Regions from separate parts of the Homo sapiens genome. Here all the other regions are linked to region 2. The links are chromatin loops, found by intact Hi-C in ENCODE. Cell type or tissue: chondrocyte. All regions are shown on one strand.

What was found. Hi-C counts contacts between places; a loop is a spot of excess contacts. Peaks named below come from ENCODE experiments on the same cell type or tissue, not always from the same donor. Only the 100,000 strongest peaks of a DNase experiment are listed, where the experiment ranks them.
Region 1: it touches region 2 in a loop (2.6-fold over the local background); 3 of 110 quality-filtered maps call a loop at or near these places.
Region 3: a loop joins it to region 2, with 3 times the contacts of the local background. A loop is called at or near these places in 3 of 110 quality-filtered maps.

What each region holds. Positions count from the first base shown.
Region 1 is chr18:10,924,841-10,927,340 of GRCh38, reverse strand. All of the region lies in intron 3 of PIEZO2 (piezo type mechanosensitive ion channel component 2), which reads left to right. Among named protein-coding and RNA genes, the nearest start is that of MIR6788, 170 kb to the right of the region's middle. In chondrocyte, no CTCF peak of the experiment used is centred here; a DNase peak (open chromatin) is centred at 1,127.
Region 2 is chr18:11,148,248-11,150,747 of GRCh38, reverse strand. It overlaps PIEZO2 (piezo type mechanosensitive ion channel component 2), which reads left to right and starts at 1,179. Exons shown (of 56, transcript NM_001378183.1): 1 at 1,179-2,223. The coding sequence starts at 2,160. It overlaps LOC124904249 (a long non-coding RNA gene), which reads left to right and starts at 2,232. Exons shown (of 2, transcript XR_007066288.1): 1 at 2,232-2,500. RefSeq lists silencers at 827-1,276, 1,517-1,796, 1,817-1,996, 2,007-2,076 and an enhancer at 1,770-2,500. In chondrocyte, CTCF peaks have their summits at 1,174 and 1,381; DNase peaks (open chromatin) are centred at 928, 1,444, 1,567 and 2,317.
Region 3 is chr18:11,552,226-11,554,725 of GRCh38, reverse strand. No RefSeq gene overlaps it. Among named protein-coding and RNA genes, the nearest start is that of SLC35G4, 56 kb to the left of the region's middle. In chondrocyte, CTCF peaks have their summits at 994 and 1,197 (motif pointing right); no DNase peak of the experiment used is centred here.

The sequences.
Region 1 (2,500 bases), 220 kb after region 2:
ACCCATTTCAAATTTCTGTGCGTAAATCAGAGTCCTCCTCGGAGGCTTTGCTGAGCCAAGAACTTGAGCTTCCAAAGGGGTCACCTTTAAAAAATAATAATAATAAAATAAAATAGGAAAAAGAAAAGCAAAACCCTGACCTCTGAGAGATCTGAAAGACGAATCAGATAACATGGAAAAGTGGCTGCCAGTCTCCGGAGAGAACAGAGGATGCGAAGCAAAGAAATCCAGGAAGTGTGCAGCTCGCCCCCTCCTCCCGCGTGTGACCCAGGTCAGAAACGCAAGGCTCCTCCTTGGTCCTTGTGGCCACTAAGTGAAACAAAGTAATGAGTAAGACATTTGTATTCTTTCTTTCACAAAAGGAGATAGGAAGAGCTTGTGCGGCAGGAAGTGTCTGTTTCACCGTTAGACTGCATAGTTACTTGGACATATATGATAAAACCTCAGGAAATGGACTAATTCAAAAGGGTGTTCAGTTTAATTGTGTTTCCTACTCAGTGACAGCATTTTAAGTCCTTGCTGTTGAGAATCTTTCTATTACGCCTTTAATCTTGCTCCAGCAAGAACATCTCAGAGTCGTGGTGGCTGCCACCCTTGGCAGGCTGATCCTACCAAGAGGACGGGGTATTTTGCCAAGTGTGCAGAAAATGGCCCGGACATGATATTTTTCATCAGCTCTTGCTTTCAGTTTTTTTCGTTTTCAATTATTCCTTTTCCTAAAAGCTGAGTACTAAAAGGAAAAAATGCTCAATTAGCATAAAATGGAAGTCTGATTGTTGAGGGGGCTACCTAGGTGGAGTCACTGTGAACTGCTTTTTTCTGTAGTTGATTTATTGGGCCCAGATTTTCATAGGCTCCTATTTTAAGCCTGTTTCATCTGCCTGATTGAACTGAGCCCGTCCAGCTGCTAAGATAGTCACCAAAAATATGTTCCACCCACTAGTGCACTGCAAATTTGTAATAACCAGATAATGGAGAAAAGATCTGGATTGTAGTATTTACTGATATTCATGGCTTAAATACTCCTACCATGGGCGATGCCAAGCTGTGAACGTGACGCCGCTGAATGTGGAGTTGGGTAGAGATCCCGAGCAGCTGCCACCGCCTCCAGCACACCCGGTCTCCCCCGGCAGTGGTCAGCCAGGAATGCCCCTGAGGGCCAAGCCCTGAAGATCTGTGACCTCCTGCACCCTGACTCAAGTCTACTCGTGTAGGCACTAGTTTTCTGTAGCTTTCTCACCATCCAGTGCTCTCCCCTGGAATGCAAACTGAACCAGAGAAGGAAGCCTGGGGAGCTTCTGCCTAAGATCTTAAATGAAGAATTAATATTTCTCTAACAGCAGCCAGTTGGAGGGAGTGTAGCTAACTTAGAATGAGTGAAAGAACAACCATAAAATCAAACCTCAGATTACAGTTCATCCGTCACTTTTGGAAACAAAAAACAAAAAACACTGCTTACATTAAAAAACTTTTGGCCAGGCGCGGTGACTCATGCCTGTAATCCCAGCACTTTGGGAGGCTGAGGCGGGCAGATCACGAGGTCAGGAGATCGAGACCATCCTGGCTAACCCAGTGAAAACCAGTCTCTACTAAAAATACCGAAGATTAGGGCGGGCGCCTGTAGTCCCAGCTCCTTGGGAAGCTGAGGCAGGAGAATGGCGTGAACACGGGAGGCAGAGCTTACAGTGAGCTGAGATTGAGCCACTGCACTCCAGTCTGGGGGACAGAGGGAGACTACGTCTCAGAAAAAAAAAATTTTTTTTCACTTTTTGTATAAACCCTTGCATTTTGACATTTATCTCCTCCCTCTTTATTTTCTTCATGGAATGTGTGTGCATGCAGCCTGATTATTTTTATCACCTGTCCCTCAGTATGCCACAAGATCCGTGTTTACTGCCGTATCCTACTGTCCATTATATTTGAGGGATCAATCAACATTTATGGAATAAATTGAGTGAGTGTCTTGCTTTTACCTGTCTCATGGATGTTATTAAATTAGCGGGTCTGTTTTATTTCCAACATTTTAACCCAAAGGTAATACCTGACATTTAAGAGCAAAGCTAATTTAAATAATGACAGAACTAATCATGTAGAAATATGCAATGTTCTCAGGAATATGGTACTTGAAATCAAAATCTTGAAATGTGTGACACATGGTAAGATTTTTCTACATACATTTAACAATACATTTACTATTTTATTATATATCATGGCATATATTTTTATCAATTGTATTAAAAATGAAGAACTATAAACCACCAGGCCCTCCATATAATAAATAAACATTATGGTCTTTTGTCTGAACTTTGTATTTGACATATGTTCAGGAAAAAGAAGAAATAAGCTGCTATTGTAAGTTTAAACTAAATGTGCTTCATAAGTTTTTATTTTTCATAAAATTTTTAACTATCAAAGTGTCTATGGCATTTCTTTATTTAATTTTAACAAGCGAACATTACTATTTGGCACACACTTCTGGCAAGGTGGAGTTTGTAGTTAG
Region 2 (2,500 bases):
GCACATGGGTGGTTTAAGTTTCAGGGTGTCTTCACCATATGCCAACTGTCTTGAGTCTTCATTCAAAAAGCAATGGTTCATAGTTTTTCTGTAATTCTCAGAGAATTCGTGAAGGCACCTGAGCTCAAACCACAAGCTTACCCTGTCTCAAAAAAGGGATGTCCACAAAAGCGTTTCAAATGGCTAAAAAGACGGGGGTTTGCCTGTTTTTCATCAGCTCACTGCTCTATCCCCTCCAACTAATGCAAGCCAGGAATGTAGGTGCGGAAGGGAAGCCAGGTCCTTCCCAGTGTGTCCTCCTGATGGAATGCCAGTCCTGAACAGTCCTCTCTACAGATGCTAACAGCCTCTTCCTCCATGTCCGGAAAGACCCCTACTGTGCTCTAGCAAATCTCCTCCACTCTCGGATAACAGTTAAATAAAAGACCCAGGCACACTGCAGTCTCCCAGCTAGAGCCAGATTTCTCTAGATCTTGCCTAGAACAGGCAAAAAGCAGTGCACTAGGAGAAAGGGAGAATATTCTCAGTGCCAACGCTCTCTTTCCCCAGAGCCACGACAAGCAAGGAGCAAAACTGAGGTGAAAACGGAGAGTTCCCCCAAATGCACAAAGTGGGTGCATTATCTGTTGGGGAAGACCCGGGATTTCCCAGAGTCTATTCAGAATGGCAAGTTCTTGCTATGTGAAATATGGGCAGGGTCAACGGTGTAGATGAATTCAGCTCTATTCTTCTTAATGCCAGTGTGCACCTGTGGACCCAGCAGAAGTCGGGGTCGCACAGGACTCTCCAAGCCCCTGGCTTCTCTCCTGCCGGGCCTGTGCGTTTCCCTCGGACCTTAAACGGTTCCCTGGGTTTGGGCAAGCTCAGGGCCCGGCCGGGTGGACTGGATGCCAGGGTGCACCACCGGAATGACAGAACCACGCAGAGCCGCGGGGCTGCGGGAGCCAGTGGGGCAGGAGTGCCCGCGGAGGGCGAGCCAAGGCGCGCAGCCCACTGGCAGGCCAGGCCGGGTCTCTCCCAGGCGCGGGAGCCGCGGGTGGGGGCTTGCCCTCCGCGCCGGTGCAAGGCTCTCACTTCCCCAGCCGCTCAGGGGCGGGCTCCGCGCGCGCAGGCCCCGGAGCCGCCATCCCATTGGCCGGGGGACACGCCCGTCCCCGAGTGAGGGCTTCGAAAGTTTCATTGAAGGTGGAGAAGCGCGCGCCGCCGGGGAGCCCCGGCTGCGCCGCGAGGGCGAGGCTGCAAGGCGGCAGGCGGTGGTCGCGCTGGGCGACGGGACGGCGCTGGTTTTTCTCTTGAGTTTTAAATTGAGGCGGTGGAGGAGGGAGTGGGAGACCCACTCACCCGATATGCGCTCTGGTCTCCATTTCTCCCCACGCTCGCGCCGTTCCTTCGAGTGAGGGAGGGACTCGCAGCGCCGCCCGCGCACCGGACCCACAAGGCGAGCCCCGTGGTGGCGGGGATGGTTCTGCGCGCCTGGCAGCTCCCACCCCGGTCTCTCCGGCCCGAAGCTGGGGGGCGCAGGGGCTGAGCTGCGCTGCCTCTCGGGGATCCGCCGCGGGCCGCCTGGGGGCTGGAGGGCGAGACCCGGAGCCCGCCGGGCAGCTCCGAGAGCCGGGGCCGAGGCCAGAGCGCGGCAGCCTGCGTGGGCAGCGGAGACGAGGCCGGGCAAAGGAGACGCGGTGGCTTCAGAGGGGCTTCCAAGTAGAAAACTCCCCGGCCGCCCCCAAACGACGCCCCGGGAGCCAGGCGGGAGCACAGCACGCCCTTCTTGCCCCCTTTGCTCGCCGCGCCGCCTCCCAGGACCCTCCCAAAGCGTCCCTCTCCAAGGCCCCGGCATCAGCTACCCCTGAAGAAGCCGCCGCCGCTGCCGGATCCAGGATTCACACTAAATGGGCCGGCCGCAGGGGGCCGGGCGCCGGGCTAGGTGGCCGCCAAGAGCCTGGTGAGGGGCTACCCAGAGCCCGGTGGGCGAGGGGCGGCCAAGAGCCCCGGGAGCGTGCCCTCGGGGCGGAGAGCGTCGCGGCCCGCGCCGAGGCGATGCTCGGGTGGCTGCGAGCTGCCGGCGGCGAGAGGCCATAGACGGGCATGGGCCTTGCGTCCCACCACCCCTAGGGACCCTCGAGCCTCGCCCCTCTGCTCCGACTCGCCGGACCGACGCGATGGCCTCAGAAGTGGTGTGCGGGCTCATCTTCAGGCTGCTGCTGCCCATCTGCCTGGCAGTAGGTGAGTCTGGTCCGCTTTCCGAGGGCACTTGAGGAGGACGAGGGGGGCGCCTGGGTGGGGGACTTCTTAACAAAGTGAAGGGCTCTGGTGCTCTGGGGTTCGATTCGGGAGGCCAGCGGCGTCAGACGCGCGCTGTCCCTGGTGCACAGCCTGGCTCTCTCACTTCCCACTCTGGGGCGCGCGATCGGGGTATCTCTTAACAGGATGCTCGGGACGGGCATGTGCTGGAAACTGTTTATGTTGAATTTAGTTACACGTGGATTTTCTTTCGTGGAGT
Region 3 (2,500 bases), 400 kb before region 2:
TCAGGAGGGCAGTAGTAGCCTAACAATATGTCAAAATGTCTCCATTCGCCTCACTTCATGTCATCCCGTAGGCACCGTATCATCTCACATTACCACAGGAAGGGTGAGTGCAGAACAGTAAGATATTTTGAGAGAGAGAAAGGGAGGCCACAGTCACATGACTTTTATTACAGCCTATTGTCTTAATTGTTCTATTTTATTAGTAGTTATGGTTGTTAATCACGTATGGTGCCCAGTTTATAAATTAAACTGTATTTCTGGTATGTATATATGCATGTATAGTAAAAAAATATATAGCATATATAGTGTTGTGTACTATCTGCAGTATTAGGCATTCACTGGGGGTCTTGGAACTATTCCCTGCAGATAAGGAGGAACTACTATACACATTTGGAGAGATACATTTTCTTCCATAAATCCACAGAAAATCAAGATGCTCCTTGTTGAAATACCTTAAGGGCTCACAGGACATCAGTAAAGAACATACAGCCAGCTGCACGTCTTGGTGAGCCTATGGAGGGGGATATTCCCTACCTCCAAGCTGTCTGGCCCTTTGTCGGGGTGAGGGGGCAGATTTCTAAGGGCAACAAGGATTTCCTGGAGCTCCTAAATGCAAAGCTCATTTGCTTTTTATCACAAAATGTGGTCCAAAAAAACAGAGTTCTTATGGCATAAATGCTATTGTCCTAACCTCTTTGGAAGAAAAATCCATTTTTCAAAATACTACACAAAAGACATATCTAGAAAACCATTGTGAGGTTTTAGTTGCTGTAATTAAGAGCTTTCAAACTTTTGTGTAGAATGTCCTTTAAACCATTGAGCATCCCAAGTGTTTATGGTAAAAAGAATCTTACAGTTAAATGACATTGGTGCTGATATGGAAACACTGAAAATGGGTGCACTTTTGTGTATAAGTCGAATGCCCATTCAAGCCTGCAAAGGAAACACCTACTTTAAATATCCTCTCTTCTTCACACATGTTGTCATAACATAAATTGTGGTCAAGACCACGTCTCTCCACCCAACCCCATCAAACAAAAACAAAAGGTCTGCTCTTGAAAACCCTGCCCTCGTTGCTAAATCTCTATGTTAAATAAAGAGGGCGTAGAGCCATTTCTACCAGGTGCTGTGATGCATTTTTCAGTCCCTTTGCCCACCTGCTCCTCACGGCTCTTGTTGTGCAGTACCACATGTCTCCTGTAGATGGCTCTACCTTCCCATTATCTCCCTCTATCCAGAAGTGGCTGCAAGTCTTTAAGCTCCTATTAGTAGTTCTATTGGCGTTTGAATCAGGGACTATGAAATGTAGCTCCAAACCTCACTGACCTAAGTGATAGTGGATACTGTTTATGTAGAAAGGAAAGCCATGAAACATTGAAATAAGGGGAGGCTGGAAAGATCCACTTGGTGGGATGTCCTGAAGGGTGGCATGGTTTAGCCTCAGCAGAGACGCACCGAGGTGCACTAACTTTGGGTAAATCTGTAGAGTCTTTGAAGCATCACAAAGCATTTTAGTATTTTGAAAAGCTCTGATAAGTTCTGTAGAAAAAAACCTTGTTGATTTGCAAGCATTTTTTAGAGATTCTACATGCTAATTTTAACTATCAATATACATTTTTTTTTTGCCTTCTGCTTCTTGTGACTGTTCCTGTCAGAAACATTCTTCTTGGCTTCATCTAATACCTTTATACTATAAGTTTAGGGGTCAAAACTACAGTATGGTAGCCACCGCTGATTTTATATATAAAAATTTTTGGAACACAGCCACAGGCATTTGTTGACCTATCATCCCTGGGTGCCGCTTCTGTGCTACAAGGGTAGAGTCGAATGGTTGTGACACAGAAGGTGTGACTTGCAAAACCAAAAATATTTACTATCTGGCCCTGCAGGGCTGGGTGGGGTCAGGGGCAGCTCCGTGGTGTTCTGAGCGGCATTTAGCAGCAAGGTCTTCACTTTGGTGCTGTGAGGTCAAGAGGCGCGTGGCCCTGCAAGCTGCTTTGGGTGTCCTTCTCAGGCCCCTCAGAGTCGGAGTCGCTATCAGAGGAGCGGGTGAGAGCAGTGGGCACACGGGCTCCTTGTTCTCAGCATTGATGTCAGCACCAACCTTCAGAAGGAGGAAGGGGAGAGTCAGGGACCCCAGTCCAGCTGCCAGGTGCAGGGGTTTGTTTCCTGCAAAGGTGTGAGCATTCACGTTGGCCCAGAACTTGGTGACCAAATGGGTGACAAACCCCAGCTCCTCCATCTCTGTGGCTAGATGCAAGGCTGTTCAGCCCCCCTGCCACTCTGTGGCTTCCACTTCAGCCCCACTGTTCACCAGCAGATCCAGGCACTCAGGGCTTCAGGCTTGGACTGCCAGGTGTACTCTTGCGTCGCAAGAGTGGAAATGGGAAGAAAAGCATCAAAACCTAGTCCGTTGGAGTGTATGTTAAAGAATTTCAAGAAAGGTTTTGGTGGAGATTATGGAGTTCAACTGACCCCTGCAAAGATTGAAAACTCTTTG